Linked DNA regions of Homo sapiens: region 1 is linked to region 2. A link is an interaction called in ENCODE POLR2A ChIA-PET data of the cell type or tissue named here. Cell type or tissue: B cell. All regions are shown on one strand. Each heading gives the region's core, and the rest is flanking DNA. Links, peaks and the distances in the headings are about the cores only. Region 1 has its middle 17 kb from the start of BCL11A. Region 2 has its middle 95 kb from the start of PAPOLG.

Region 1 (8,337 bases), core at 64-8,063, 91 kb after region 2:
TCCATGCCCTGGACTGAGAAACAAAATCTCCTCCTGTATGACAAGATTCAGCCTGCAGTGATTTTAGCAGCCAAGATACAAGATTTTTAAATTAGGGCCTTCGGTATATTAGCAGAGCCATATTAAAACAATGCTGGCAGCCCTTATGAAGATACAGGGTAATTTTCTAATTAGCAGAAGGCTATTTGAAATGCAGCATGGTGTCCCATTTTTCATACTGTTATTTTCTACTGGATAGAACTAGAAAAGTAAGACAAGAGCCATGAAACTTCATGGTTAAAGTTCTGTAAGTTGGTCTCTCCAGCCCTGTAAAAACAGAATCTAATTTTAAAGGATTTTTAATTTACAAAACTTAGCTTTATTGCACCAGGGATGTCGTGCTAAAAACCAGCTCACCATCCAACCGGTTAACAGATAGCAATTGTTACTCTTTCATTTGATTTTAGGTAATGTTTTAAAATGTATAATGTCATGTATTATTCATCCTTGTTTTCTCAATATCTCTATTTGGGTTCATTTTTTAAAAGAAGATTCAGCAAAAGGTTGTGCATATAGTGGATGCTGAATGAATGTGATTGTATAGTGGGCAGGCTTAGACATCTTCAAGTGTTTCTTCCTAGAGGTGGAGAAGAGGGATTTCCTTCATAAATTTGAGTCTTACCTTTTGGCAAATTGGGTCAAGGGGTTAGAGGTAAAAACTTTTGGGGCCCCCACAGGGAAGGATGAATTAGGTTCTTAGACAGTCCAATTATAGAAGCATTCAAAGAGTAGACTTTCTATGAGAAGATTCAGCCATCCTGTGTATGTAAATAGAAATCACCATCAGAAGCATCATCGTCAATTATGAAAGAGAAGATGGTGAATATTTCATTCCTGGTGAGGTCCAAATCATTTCATTTGCATATGGGCCACTTCCTCTGCAGACTGGCAAATAGAAAAATAAGTTGAATGGCAGAGAACAACTTGCTTCAAGCCATTCTCTAAATTGCCTCCAGCTTTCAATTTTTCCAAAGAGCATGTCACCCAGCACCCCTACTCCAAAACCTCTAATGGTTTTCCTTTGCCTAGAGATTCAGGTCAAGGCTGTGAATGACGACATTCCAGGTTCTCCCCAGACTTGCCCCAACCTCCCTTTGCAGACATCTTCCTGTCACTCCACTGTGCTTCAGCTACATCAGGCAAGATGCAGCCCCCAAACTCACCAGGCCTGCTTGAGCCTCTTGCTCTAGGCTCAGGCCAGTATTTCCACTCTGAGTGCTCTTCTCACATTTTCCATGTAGCAAAGCCCTACTCATTCCTCCCCAGCAGTTGAAAATTCTCCCGCTTTGGGGCACCTCCCTGACCTCTTACCTATTGCCAGTTCCCCAGTCAGACTTGTATGTGAGTCCCTCCCCTGGACTCTGACCCACTCCGCAACATGGACCTTTTCTTGTTGTTAACTTGTCTTCGGTCCCCTCAACATGTGACACAGTTTTCTGATACTCAAAAGCACCTGGTATTGAACTGACTCTAAATAAGAGAACTTCCTATTTCACATTATACACAATATTCAATATTCTATAAGTTTAGAGAGATTGTTTATGAATGAAAAACAAATCAAAACAAAAGTAGCAGCTGCCATGTTCAAGGAATTATACTTTGAGTAGAAAGAGAGCAGCTGATGTTCAAGGTCGTCTGGAAGCATTTTTTGACGAGTTCTTCATTTTCTTCTACCCAACTCCAACACGATGAAGCAACGTCCTCATCATTCCAGGGGCCTGGGAATTTACACCCTCATTTTTACCTGAACTGAAACTGAACAGTGACGGTGATAGGCATGACAACATGACATCATTTGGCTCACTCTTCCCTCCCCCTGGCAAAGGGTGATTATTGCAGACATAACTTACAAATTTCTGGCTTTTTGATCTTGGTGCCAATGTCTGTTTATAAGAAAAACGAGGCATCCTCTCCTCCCTGGACAGTCAGAGTTTTCTTCTCTTAAAGAAAAATAAAAAAAAAAAAAAGGAAAGGAAAATACATCATATTATTCTGTGATTAATAGAATTGAATTTCTTTATTTTTAGGATGCCTGAAAATCAACTTGTTTTATCTGTCATGTGGAAGCCTAGGATATGGTTTTAAAAACAGTACATTTGCCTCTCCATCAGATCTTCTATTACACCCCCTGTACCAATTGCTCCTGGCTCATCATCTTCATTGCTTGAATCCTTACAACTTGGTACATCCTAGATGATCTGTATTCTGCTGTTTCTTCTGCTGGGGGAATAGTAAGTTCCACTGGGTCCTGGATGCCAGACCATCAACAACTGCTTTCAATAGCCCTGAATGGCAGATCCACCTACCTACTTTCTTTCCCACAAAAAGATAAGATAATTCTTTATCACAATTCTTTGTATCTATTTATCTATTTGATAGTTGTGCTTTTCCCTCCAAGTTTGGGTTCATGGAGACTTTTTTCTTTTCTCCCCACTCCCAGAGGATACTTTGAATGTTCTTACAGGTCTCTGACATAGTTGACACCGAGGACCAAATTGGGGTTACTGCACAATGCAGTCTACTTTATCATATCAACCCAGGGACTTAGAGTCCTGATAAACAAAGCTAAGCAGATTTGCACAATATGTGGGAAAAGCACTAGAACCTGAATCTTTTGATAGAACCTATGTAAGTAATTAGGAAAAAATAATTGCACGTTTGAGAAGGTGGACTCACCAAGCAGTTGTTGAACTATAAAAATGCATTAAGTGTAGTCAGTTTCTTTTTTAAATTATTCAGGAATGTTGTTTATGTTATCATAAAAAAAAAAGAGGTGAGAAAATATATTCGGCAATTTTTGGTTTTCCCCCATTTGAGCAGATGGCGATTCGTAGTTCAAAATTTGTAACTCAAATTATTTCACATTTTTATTAATCAGTACAATATGTTTTTAAAACAACAAACTGCACTTAGAAATATCAGTGTAAGTTCCCCAATTCTCCTAGTTCCATCAGAGAGCAGTCTGAGAATTAGAGATTTTGTTAGCAATATTGGGAAACAGGGCATTCTAGTTCAGTGTTTCAATAGTAATTATTTTTATTCCAGTGTTCAAAGTGTCTCATATGGGGGAGGGGCAGTTGAAAATAGTACAGAAAATTGCCATGGGGAGCTGTAAAAAGCTGGGAGAATCTGTTTCAAGATGTTTGCTTTTTTGGTAGAACAAAAAGTGCATTTTGTTAGAGACAAATATTTTTGTGATAAAAAAACATTTTATGTGAAGTGTAGATTGGACTTTTAATATAAAAAAGAAATGTTAAGCCATTCTATTTTCGGAAGGTTTGGCGTCTTAGAATGAAAGCTGTTAGAACTGCATATATTGGAATGTTCTCACAACTGTTGTCATCCTATGTTCCTCTCCAAACCTGTTAAATTACATGAGTGTAGAAATAAGGGAGCTTTTTTATTATTATTAATTGACACTCATTTTTAGCTGGCATGTGCTGGCAGGTCTTTCCAGACAAACCTCAGACCGTACAAGGCAGAGCTTCAATCTGAAAGTTTGGGGACTATTCCTAAAGCTCTGTAACATGGAAGCTAGGAAGTGTAATATTAAAGTGATAAACATCTTAGATTCAGTGTAATTCACAGTTTCTTTCATTCTTTTTACTATCTATAGATCTAAATCAAAACAAATTCCATAAAAGAGGGGGTTATTTTCAAGCACATTTTCCTTCAGAGAGCTCTTGAATATTTTATCATATCTATTTCTATACATATGCTATACGTTTCTAGATCCATGTTGAACAAAATCCAAGGTGATAATATAAAAAAAAAACCATGAGACTATGACATTAGAATTCCTAGGAGATATACAGTTAGCCCTTGTAAATGAAATAAACTTTGTTTTGGCAATTAAGGAATACACAGGGATATTAAGTCAAAGAACAATATGTCTGAACTATTAAATTGGTTTTTTCCAGGAGGTTATTAAAAATGTATTTCAAATTACCAGAGTGGCAGGAAAAAATAAAAAATAATAACTTAAAAACTGTTACATTTTCCTTCGCTCTTGAGAAGGCATATTGGATTTCATAGAATGTGATTTCTAAGCAGATTATTTTCAAGAAAATATCCACTCTAGGATGCACCGGAGGTTCACGCTGCCCCACACCTCCCCACCAGTTCCAAATAGTGAGAGCTTTGGGGCTGTCACGACAACAAACTATGAATGGGTGAGCACTTCAACTGCCGTCTGGCAATGGGAATATACGGATTTTCCGGGTGTCCCTCCAATTGTGCAGAACCCCGGGATTCAGACAAGCTCTTCACAAGGTCAAACAAAAACCAGACCCGGATCACGGTGCCGCCCAGGATCAAATGGGGCAGGAAGTATAAGCTTATGATGTGAGGATGGAATCTCTGGTGACTCAACAGCGTCTGCGTCCTCAAATGGTTAATTCCCCCAGGCTGTCATATTGCATAAACAGATCTTCCTTTAATAAAATTAATTAGGTTCTGAGCTTTATAGGGTGATGCCCACTGACCCTTTACATGCCTATTGTTCCTAGATCCAAGAGAAAGAAAAAAAAAGAGAGGCTGCCCAGTAGGCAAAACAGAGACCCAAGTTGAAAGATTAGAGATCTCAAGTAGGATCTGGGAGGGAGTGGAAGAAACTAGGTAGCGTTTGCTTCTGAACCGAACTAAAAAAAAAAAAAAAAAAAAACTCCAGAAAAAAACAACAGCGCGGTGGTGGGGTTTTGTTAATTTCGCCTTTTTTTTTTTTTTTGCACGCGCCACGAAATTCAGGCTGCGTTTAGCTCCTGAGAAATATCCAAAGTAATTGCAGATTGCGGAGACGCACAGCATTAGTTCAAAAAAGACCCGAGGCATTGGGGCAGGGTTAGGTGGAGGGCACCGGAGGCTCTACACAAGAAAAGCAGGAACCTGCAAACCCACGTAGATTTCCACTACAACCTTCCCTTTTCTTCTGGCTAGCCATCCAGCGCTCTCCATGGCACTGCATGGCACAAGTTGCTTCTGATAGTCTTTTAAGTTTGCTAAGGGAACTCCTCGAGGGTGGAGTGGGGGCTGGGGTAAGGAATGAGTATCCTGGTCTTTTTCTTTTTTCTTTATCATAAGGGGCTTGAGGTTCCCATCCTGGGGATTACATGAGCTCATCCTGGGCGCCTCTTGTCTCAGATAATCCGAGGCAGGGCAGCAAATACTGCCTGATTTTGTCGGAAAATTTTTTGAAAGGGAAAGAAAAGGAAAAAATCGTCGTAGACCGGATGTTTCCAATTACAGGGGAGCCAGAGAACAGAAAGTGTGTGTGTGCGTGCGTGTGTGTGTGTGTGTGTGTGTGTGTGTGTGTGTGTGTCGGGGGTGGGGGCGCGCGGTGGTTGGGAGCGATGGAGAGGATGGGGCAAGATTTGGAGAGGGTGTAGGTTGGAAGTGGGAAGAGACGCGGCAAGGCAAAATGCAAGAAATGAGGCTTCTGTGAGGAGAAGAGGAAAATAGGAAAATGAAGCAGAACTAGAAAAATGACAAAGTGTTGAGTGCTGATTTATTGCAGAAGCCTCTGGTCATTTCCATATATTGAAATGCGCCCAAGCGGCCAGTCAGTCAATTTCTTTTGAGCTGCTGCCGCCGCTGCCCACGGGCTGCCCACGTGACTCCCCCTCAGTCAGCCTCTTTACCACCCAGCCCCTGATACAGAGAGAAGAGGAGGAAAGAAAGAGAGTGTGGGGCAGAGGAGGCATCTGTGTACTCTAGTGGGTGATCTGGAGAAGGAGACGTTCGTGTGGGTCTTTGGGAAAGGAGGAATGTGGCCTAGGGAGGAGAGAAGCTGATTTCAAGCTCCATTCAAGTGTTACATCGTTACCTCTCTCTGTTTGGCATGTTTCCATCTGTTTCTCTCTCCTCTGTGTCTCTTTTCTCTGACTCTCCTCTCTCCCTCTTTATCTCTCCCCTCTTGATGGTTAAAAAAGGGGTCAGAATTCAGAGATGGAAAAACCCATCTATCTAGAAATGCATAATGAGGATGGGTGTGGAGATGTAGGATATTCAAGTCAGATTTGATTTTGGTATCTTTGATACTATCCGTTGCTTTGGTAGATTTTTATTAAAGAAAGGCACATGTGCACACACACACACACACACACACACACACACACAAATCCTAGATAAAAGCCAGTGAGTTGTTAAAAATGAATTTGCAGCATTAGAGCTGTTAGCATCATTCAGCAAGCAGGAAGCTTGATAATTTCCAGGTGTTGGGGAAAGCCGTTGTCCGGGAGCTCTTACAGAGCTTATAAATCCCTGTTGGGAGGGAGAAAAAAAATCTTTGGAGGTGAATGAAATATCAAATCACAAGACTCCTATGTAGATTTATGATTGCATAAGAGGCTTGATCATTTCCATATACTGAAATGTGCTGTTCTCCTGAGTCTGCCCAGCCCTTCCAGGAGACGAGGCGCTCCGTTCTGCCTTGATCAATGTTGACTATGAAGCAAAAAAGGAGGGGGGGTGGTGGAAAGCAGGCTGGCACCAGATGGAGCGGGGTCTCAGGAAAGGTCAAGGTTAGCCCAGGCTGCTATTGAGTCGGTAGCAGCCTCACAGATAGATCTCTGCCTCGAAGGCACCCACTGGGGCTTCTCAAAATCAAATCTAATAGAAAAGGCAGTCACAGAATGAAATCGCTTCATCTGAATGCTAAAATTGTTATTAGGCTACATTAGAGAGATATCAGGCACGTGGTTACCAAAAAAGGGAGCATGCCTAGCAGTTTGTGTCTGAAAGAAAAGCTATGAATATGTTGATAACATCAGTAATGGGCAAGTAGAAGAGATGGATATCTTTTTTTTATCTGAAGACAGACTAACATATTAAACGAATATTCCCCCCCTCCCCTTTAGCAGGACTACCTATAATTCTAATTGCTTAGAGTTCTTCTTTGGGGGAGGGGAGGTGAAAAATCATTCATTCCAGCAATAGCTGATCCTTATTGATTCAGAAGTTTGACTTACTGGAGGAATTTGTTGAGGTTTTTTTTTTTTTTTTTTTTTTTTTTTCCCAGGTGTGTGCCTTTGGAAATTTATTCCTTAGGCATTACATTAGGGGTTGACACTGGCTGGAAATCAGTCTTTCTGGCTTTGGACCATTGGAAATCTGTTAGAGGACTCCTTCCCTTTCTTCTTCCCCCTCCTCTTTTTCCTTTTGCATTGTTTTCAGAGACTGAACTGTTTCTGGAGAAAATTTCACTTCACAGGCAAACCTCAGCCTAGGAGAGTGCCTGGGATCAGACATCCATAGCCTGTTAGGGTAGCCACACTAGCATTTTTCAGACAGTCTCTCTCCCCCCAATTATCATAATGAAACCCACATTAGCTGTTTTTAACCTACAGCACAGCCATATCTTAAAGAAGGATTTAGTCTTGTAAAATAAATGCGGGCTACACTAGATTAAACATGATGACTGCACTCCAAGGGTTAATAAATTTAGAATTAACAGATCATCCCAGCTTGATACAGCTACTATAGATGATTTAATATGCAGCCTAAGCAGGTTGACAGTCAGCTCACAGATGCAGATAAGATCAAACAGTCTCTTGATTCAATAGATTGAATGGTTGTACGGAGTGTCTAGAAGGTGAGCGACAGAGCGTATATGGCAGGGGTTCTGGGAAAGAGGAGCTTCCATTCCCAACTGCTGTTTTGTGCATGCTGGTTTTCTTTTTCTAACAGTTCACCTTCTGTGGCAGTAAAACCTGGAGTAGGGGTTTAAAAATTCTCCTGATCATATAGAGTGATGGGTGCTTGTTTAAGTTTTGGGTGAGGAAAGGGTTGGTACCATTAATATCGGGATCTATTTCTAATTAGTTCTGCCTGGTAAATAGCATCCACCAGTTTCTCTCCCTTTCTCTCCTTGTGGGCCCTCAGGTCAGAGCTCAACACACAGGATACAAGATTCCTGGATGGTGCAGATAAAGGCAGGCTCATTGCTGAAATTACATAGGTAATTTCCTCAGTCCTCCACTTTGCTGTAGCTGTAAAGATCTGAATATGGAAAAGAAGTACAGAGCTAAGTTGAAATTCAAACTTCAGTATGTAGCCACGGTGAGATGTTTACATTAGGAGAGAGCTTATATTCCTAAAACTGATGTTAAAAAATAGCAAAATTAGGGAGTGTGGGGCCTTGGGGAAGATTGAGGTGAGTCTAACAGAAAAAGTTGAGTGTCTTTCATCAAGGCTTGCCTTGGTGGCTCAGAATCTAGAGTTTTTAATGTACACCTGAGTTTCTTTTGGTAGGTTTAATTTCCTTTTATCTATTTCAACTTTAGAATTTAAATAAGAAGACAA
Region 2 (8,337 bases), core at 224-8,223:
TTTAATCATAAATAATAAACATTACTTATGATTACTGACCCATGGGAAGACCTATCTCCCTGGCTATGAGTGTAAGATAGAGACTGGTCACCCTGTCCTGAGGATTGCTGAGGCCTCACAGGGGCTAGTGGTCAGGTGTTTCGGCAGCATCTCTGTATGGTTATAGCTATCCCATCCTTTTCTGTCTGAGCCAGGTTGGGGCTGGGGGTTTTATTACCTACTTCCAGAAGACTCTTAACAAGATAAAAGTCCAAGTTGTGCTATAAAAATGGCTCTTTAATGTGGCCTGGCAGATCTGTCCTTGAGTTTACAGAGAGCACCCTCCGTCTTCTTCCAGTGCAGAAGAAGATGCTGAAAAAAGCCTATATCCTGTAGTCACTTGCTAACTCCGTGTGGTTTGATTTCTGGTCAGTTAGGACGATAAGGGCCACTGATCTCTTTGGTGAACCCTTGGTAGTGGGCCACCTAAGTTAGGAGCTTCCTCGTGCTTGCCAAAGAAAAGCATTAATTGTTTTTATGTATTCAGAAATATTTGCAGAAACCATTTTCAACAGTCCTAAGTCCACATCCAAAGATAGTGGTTGCCTCCTCTAGTTTTTTTTTTTTTTTTTTTTTTTTTTTTTTGAGACGCAGTTTCGCTCTTGTTGCCCAGCTGGAGTGCAATGGTGCGATCTTGGCTCATTGCAGCCTCTGCCTCCTGGGTTCAAGCAATTATCCTGCCTCAGCCTCCCGAGAAGCTGGGATTACAGGTGTGTGCCACCACACCCAGCTAATTTTTGTATTTTTAGTAGAGACAGGGTTTCACCATGTTGGCCATGATGGTCGTCTTGAACTCTTGACCTCAGGTGATCCACCCGCCTTGGCCTCCCAAAGTTCTGGGATTATAGGCGTGAGCCACCATACCCAGCTGCCTCCTCTAGTTTTTTATTCTTCCCGTCAGTTCTTCTCTTGTCTATTTACATACCATAACTACATGGGAGTGTCCTCAGGATGCTCTTTAACAAGTCATCACCATCATAATGTACACCATTGCCTTCTCTCCAGCTTTTGGGTATTATATTAGTTCATTCTCACATTGCTATAAGGAAAATATCTGAGACTGGGTAATTTATAAAGGAAAGAGGTTTAATTGACTCACAGTTCTGCATGGCTGAGAAGGCCTCAGGAAACTTAGAATCATGGTGGAAGGCAAAGGGGAAGAAAGGCACCTTCTTCACAGGGTGGCAGGAAGAAGAAGTTCCAGCAGGGGGAATGCCAGGTGCTTATAAAACCATCAGATCTCATGAGAACTCACTCACTATCAAGAGAACAGCATGCGGGAACCATCCCCATGATTCAATTACCTCCCACCGGGTCTCTCCCACAACATGTGGGGATTGTGGGGAATACATTCAAGATGAGATTTGGGTGGGGATGCAGCCAAACCATAACAGGTATGGAGGAGCAGGAAACACATACACACTGTTTACAAACTTAGTTCAATGCCAGAAATATTAAAGTCTAAAAACACTTGAGTTTTAAACCAAGAATATACAGGTAAGGGGGAGGAGACAATGCCTTAATATGTTATCCGGTGCCATTAACACATGTGAAAAATAATATATATCTGATAAGTGGCTTGTATTTAGAGCATATAAAGAACTATCACAACTCAATAATAAAAAGAAAATAACCCAGTTAAAAAATGATCAGAATCGACATTTCTTCAAAGATGTACAAATGGCCAATAAGCACATGAAAAGATGCTCAAAATCAGGGAAATGAAAATCAAAACCATGAGAGAGCATTTTATACCCAGTATGGCTATAATCAGAGAGTTAGATAATATCAAGTGTTGACAAGGATGTGGAGAAATCAGAACCGCATACATTGCTGGTAGGAATGTAAAATGGTGCAACTACTTTGGAAAACAGTTTGGCAGTTCCTCAAAAAGTTAAACATAAAGTTGCCATGTGACCCAGCAATTTTACTCCTAGAAGTATACTTGAGAGATAAAAGCATATGTCCATGTAAAACTTGTACCTGAATGTGTATAGCAGCATTATTCATAATAGCCAAAAGTAAAAGGTGGAAACAACCCAAATTTCTATCAACTGATGAATGGATAAGCAAAATGCGGCATATATATAGAATGGAATATTATTCGGCTATAGAAAGGAATGAAATCCTGATTCAGGCTACAACATGGATGAACCTTGAAAATAGTGTGTTAAGTGAAAGAAGCCAGGCACAGAGACCACATATTATATGACTGCATTTATATGAAATGTCCTGAATAGGCAAATAGATAGGGGCAGAAAGTAGATCACTGGTTGGTTAGGGGTGGGGGAGGAGGTGGATGGAAAAAGTTGGGGGTGATAGCTAAAGGGCACAGGGTTTCTTTTTGAGGTGATGAAAATGTTTGAAAATTTATTGTGCTGGTAGCTGCACAACTCTGCAAATATACTGAAAAGTATTGAATTGTATACTTTAAATAGGTGAAGTATATGGTATGTGACTTATAGCTCCATCAAGCTGTTACAAAAAAGAAAAAGGAATGTGTAGGTAGTGGAGGAGGTCATCACTGAAAAAATGAATCCAGAAAACTTGGTCAATTAGTATCTGTAGAGAAGAGTAAGATGGGGCTTCTTTTCCCTTGAGAAGGATTTTCTGCTGAGGACAAAATAAGGCTCAAGACCTTCCATTTCCCTGTGCTCTGCTTCTATTGCACCAAGAAATCTTCAGATTATTAGTTCAGCATGACACAGGAAAAGGGTGGAGCTTGGGTTGGGAAATTGAAACTTTCTGGCTTCTGGAAAGAAATAACCCATGTAAAAAGAACAAACTGGTATTCTGATTTATATTTCAGTCTTTTGTGAGTTTAGTTAGCTGGAGTTTACCATTGAAAGTCTGATCATCTCTGGGTTTGTTGAGCAAGTCCATTTCAGATACTGCAAGGTTGAAGATCTGATGTTCGACAGTGATATATTCATCAAGGCCAATCCAAGCCCTGAGGTCTCTTGAAAGCCTAGCCACTGACTTTTCCTGGGCGAGACCCAAGACCTCCCTGCTTACACATCTTTCTAACTACAACCAATGTGGCATCATGATACATGTGCTGACATTGATCTTCAGTAGCCCGTGCAAGAATCCTGCCAGTTCTGTGGACCAACCTTCCGGTTTTTAAGCGAGACCCTTAATTGCTATTGACGGATCTGACATTCTCAGTATGGGCCTGTGGCCATTTATTTGGCTGCTTTGACTTGGGAGGGTGAAAAATGCGCTCAGAAATGGAAGCGTGTTTGACCCTGCTGGGAGACTCAGTGGCCTAGAACTTGTTACTTAGGCGATGCTGTGCATGTCTCTCCCACTCTTGGCCCTGCTTTTTCAGCTGGTGAGAGCAGAGAGCAGTGGAAGCAGGAAGGCACATTGTGCAAGGCTGAGATGGAGAGGGAGAGGGAGATGGAAGGACCATCCAGGAAGTGGGCAACATGTGTGAGCCAGGAAGGTGAAAGGCACATTTGGAGGTCATGTTATCTCCTTGGGGGATTTTCATTTATACAACAAATACTTACTGAGTTCCAGGCGAGGCAGTACTAGAGAGCCAAGAGGACTAACCAGCTACTGCCCTCAAGGGGTTCATGTTCTGAAATATGGGTTAGGTGACCTCATTCACTAATCTGCTGATGAGGATGCCTAATTGGTTGCATAGTTGGATGCATGGTCATAGGTGTTAAATATTTAAGTCAGGATGCTTCCAGAAGGCTCTGAAAGTATGGGTCTGGGGAGGGTGGGAAGGACACAGACAGTAACGGAACTGGTGTCCTCCAACAATGAGCATGAGCAACAGGGTCGGCTTGAGCAGCAGATTTCGGGGGCAAGATCTGCATATTGACTCACATCTGCATATCGCATAGCGATTGCCCCCTTCTGCTTCCTTCTTCAACACCCATCGCATGGTACTCTCCAAAGGCCCCATGTTTTGGGGACCCTGTTGTAATCACCCTATTTGCTAGTGCCTAGCGGGCATCACATTGAGAAGACAAAGCTTGACTTTGAAGGAAAGACCTGGGGCTGTGACCTCAGGCCTGTCAGAGGCTAGACAAAAGAGTGGTAAGGTAAATTAGCAAAAAAGGAAGGTAAATTAGCAGAAAATTTGGAGACAGAAGGTAAGGGGGAAGGGAGAACCCCAGAGAGAGGAGAAGATGGTCAGAGGTTTAGCAATAGGGGTAGGGGGGCCATGCAGGGGAAGTCTTTGCCAGCAGAAGGCTCTGCTCCATGATGGATGGGGTCTGTACAGCATTATTCTATTTCCATTTCACCAGACTCTGTTGTTATTTACACTTTAAAATATTATGAGGTGCAGCAGAGAGAGAGAAATGGTATGAAAAGCAGCAGAAGTTTGACAGTAACAAATGTAACTAGGTGGCAAAATGAAAACAAGAAGATAAGAATAGATTAGGATATTAAGAAAAACAAGGTATTTATTTAAAAAAAAGAGGAAGAGAAACTAAAGTCAAAAGAGGAATTTAAAGAAGATGAATTTTACTACAGTGCTGGGAATTGGAAGCTGGCACAAGAAAACAATTACTATTCACAGGGGGCAGATCTAGATTTGGGGGGCCTGAAGCTTAACCAGTTTTGGGAGGGGGGCTTATAAGAGAAAGGCTACAAAACTATGGATACAAAATTAGAAATAAACCCTGGAAGGGGCCTCTACTGGTGGTGGTCCCTGAAACTTCAGCTGCAGAATTGTCACAGTAAATCCTCCTATGATTATGTGGTAGGGGCTCCCTGATCTGTCCAGCCACTCTAGTGTTCCTTCATATGGACTCCACCATCAGCTGTAGAAGGGCCCTGTTTAGGGTTGGATGTGGTGGCTCACACCTGTAATCCTAGCACTTGGGGAGGCTGAGTCAGGAGGATTGCTTGGGCCCAGGAATTCAAGACCAGCCTGGGCAACATGGCAAGACCCTGTCTCAATGACAAATTAAAAAAAAAATTGAAAATTAAAAAAAAAGAAGGACCCTCTCTGGCATTCTTTGCCAGTGGCCCATTGTCTCCCGGGCACAGGCGAGACTCCCTAGTGGGCACATCAAACCCTCCATGGGCCAGCCTGGTATCCCTGTTCCCCCTTTGCACTTTACAGGTTGCCAACGCCTATTACCTGCCACTCCCTGAAGACTCCAACAATATCGTTCTATTGCCTCCGTCTGGCACATTCCCCCAACTCACACTCTCTACATCCTCATTCTGCTCATCCTTCAAGAGCCCCAACTTCTGCCTTCCTGGGCTGGGTGACCTGTCCAGCCTGGGTGATCTCATAGCACTCATTGCCTACTTTTATCATAGGACTTTCTGTGATACAATACAATAGGTATTGCATTTACCTATTACTCCCCACTGTCTACACCCCCTGGCAGCATGCTCAAATTAAGACATGAGCGGACAGCTTGGATTTAAATTCTGGCTATGCAACCTTGAGCAAGTAGTGTAACCTCTTTAATAGTTACTTATAGAAAGGAAATAATGATAGTGCTCACCTCATAGAGTTGTCGTGAGGGTCAAATGAGATAATTCATGTAGTGATTAGCCTGGCACGTGGTGGTCTATGGTGCTTACTCCTCCAGCTGTGGAGAACGGGGACTGCTGAATTTATTCTTGTATCCCCTGCACCTAGCACAGTGCCTGGTGTTTAGAAGACACCATGGAATTTAGCCAAAACACATACTTTGGATTAACCTGGAAGACAGTCCATTTAAATGACTGAGAAATGAAAATGATAAAGTGCTCTCCCCTCAAAAATGAAAATAGCTATTAAAAGTAATGGCAAAAGGAGGGGGTAGAGCTCGGAGGTAGAACATTGGACAGCAGATGAAAAGTAATGGCGAAAACCGCAATTACTTTTATGCCTACCTAATTGATTTTAAAAAGAAAACATGCTAAAATGTAAAAATACAAGAATAAAGTAAAACTACCAATAGCTAAGGTGACCATATAATTTATCACACAAACAGGAACACTTTGCAGAATGAACCAGAGTGTTCTTAAAATTAGACTATACCTGGCAGACCAGGATGTATGGTCACCCCACCTACAAGTCCCACTCTCCAGAGATGGCCACAGTTAGCATTTTTGTTACATAGCCATCTATTCTTTTTTTCCTTATGCTTATTCTGTAAATAACATTTTCTAATTTGCTTTCCTTTTACTTAACAATATGTCACAAAATCCTTTCATGTCAATAAATACAGATCCTTATTTTTAATGACCGTGTACTACTTCATTCAAATGTACCTGAGTTTATCTAATGGATCCTGTATTGATGAGTATTTAGATTGTTTCAAATTTTTCAGAATGATAAAATATTTATAAATAAATCTCAAGTTGCTCGTTATCGCTTTGTGGATTGGAATTTTGCAGGGACAATATTCAGCTGGCCAATTATTTTCTGTAGGGTGCTTTACCCTCCTCCCCTCCTCCATGTCTGTGTCTGTGCCTCTAGGGGCGTAGTTACACTCTTGTGGACTGGCTAGCTATTCTCTCTATGAGCATTCGCAGAGAGAAGTTAGCGTGTCCTCCCTCTCAATTAAATGCTATTTTTAAAAGCCATTTTATTTAAATAACTAGGTAGAAACAGCAACTAATATCTTTGGCAATTGTATTTAAATAGGTGAATTTCATCAAGAAGTAAAGACCCATGGATGCTGATGTTTATTAGGTATCATTCTTACTGGCCTATCATTCTATTGCTGATTAAGTGTTTGGTTCCTTCATTCACACATTCTTTCATTTAGAAACTACTAATCACACACTTGTGTGGGTCATGGAGAAAGTTTCTGCAATTTAAATCAAATACAGTAAAACCTCATTATGTAGATTCCACTGGTTCATTAAAGAACTTTCACTGTCCTCATGATTGGCGTCAGTCATTCACATATCTCACTTTAATTGAGAAATCCCAGCTCCTATTTCTACCAATGATCGTCCCCTGTGTGGAACTCCAAGGCATGCTAGCCCCTTGATATCCTTAAGGGGTATAGCTGAGAGAACTTTGCAATCTCCAGACTTGGGCAATCCATAAGAGCACTTCTTGGGAGCATGGTGTAGATGAAGACAAGCAGAGAAAAGCAAAGCTGTGCTGAGCTGCATGCAGATGCTGGGCTAGTGTATTACTCTGTTCTCATGCTGCTAATAAAGACATACCTGAGACTGGGTAATTTATAAAGCAAAAGAGGTTTAATGGACTCACAGCTCCACGTGGCTGGGGAGGCCTCACAATCATAGTGGAAGGCAAAAGGCATGTCTTACCTGGTGGCAGAGGTGAAAAAATGAAAACCAAGCAACAGGGGTTTCTCCTTATAAAACCATCAGATCTTGTGAGACTTATTCACTACGATGAGAACAGTCTGGGGAAAACCGCCACCATGATTCAATTATCTCCCACTGGGTCCCTCCCATAACAGGTGGGCATTATGGGAACTACAATTCAAGATGAGATTTGGGTGGGGACACGCCAAACATATTGGCTATTAAACAGAGAACTTAGCAGGTCCCAGCAGATGGGAGGCTGAGGAGCACTGGATGAACTGAGGATTTCACGGTTGTTTCAAAGCAGGATAATGAGCCAAGACCTGAGAGCATATTGGTAGAAAGACAATTCAAAGCTGAAAATGGAGAGACATATGAGAAGTATCTGAGGGAAAAGGCTAAAGATGACCAAGCTACACAGAAACAGACCTATAGCCGGCCCTACCTTAAAACTGGTGTGATATGAGCAAGCGCCAAGGAGAGTGTATCAGTTTTCTATGGCTATGTAACAAATTACCACGAACTTTGTGGCTGAAAACAACACCCTGTTGTAATCTCACAGTTTCCGTAGGTTAGAGGTCTGGGCACAGTGTACTGGGTTCTCTGCTCAGGGTCTCTCACAAAGTTGAAATCAGTTGTCAACAGGCTTGGATTCTTACCTGGAGCTCAGCATTCCCTTCCACACTTAAACATTTATTCTTTATTCTTTTTTTTTTTTTTTTTGAGATGGAGTCTTACTCTGTCACCCAGCTGAAGTGCAGTGGCACCATCTCAGCTCACTTTTTTTTTTTTTTTTTAGTAGAGACAGGGTATCACCATATCAGCCAGGCTGGTCTCGAACTCCTGATCTCAAGTGATCTGCCTACCTCGGCCTTCCAAAGTGCTGAGATTACAAGTGTGAGCCACCGTGTCTGGCCCCAACTCACTGTTAATGGACAGACATTCAGGATGTTGTGTATAAGAAGGCAACTGATAAGGGATGCTCGGTCCTAGACGTGCTCCATCCTTTCTTGCCCGCCAGAGGTTCTGTGGACAGGTCAGTGAAGC

Evidence for each region. Peaks named below come from ENCODE experiments on the same cell type or tissue, not always from the same donor. Only the 100,000 strongest peaks of a DNase experiment are listed, where the experiment ranks them.
Region 1: POLR2A ChIA-PET joins it to region 2 with 5 read pairs; 4 of 35 experiments call an interaction of 5 or more read pairs at or near these places.

What each region holds. Positions count from the first base shown.
Region 1 is chr2:60,566,518-60,574,854 of GRCh38, reverse strand. No RefSeq gene overlaps it. Among named protein-coding and RNA genes, the nearest start is that of BCL11A, 17 kb to the right of the region's middle. In B cell, for the core only: no CTCF peak of the experiment used is centred there; DNase peaks (open chromatin) are centred at 4,485, 5,014 and 5,474; H3K4me3 peaks cover 1,778 bases; H3K27ac peaks cover 446 bases; H3K27me3 peaks cover 1,795 bases.
Region 2 is chr2:60,657,383-60,665,719 of GRCh38, reverse strand. No RefSeq gene overlaps it. Among named protein-coding and RNA genes, the nearest start is that of PAPOLG, 95 kb to the left of the region's middle. In B cell, for the core only: CTCF peaks have their summits at 4,258 (motif pointing right) and 4,457; a DNase peak (open chromatin) is centred at 4,429; H3K4me3 peaks cover 1,404 bases; H3K27ac peaks cover 2,582 bases.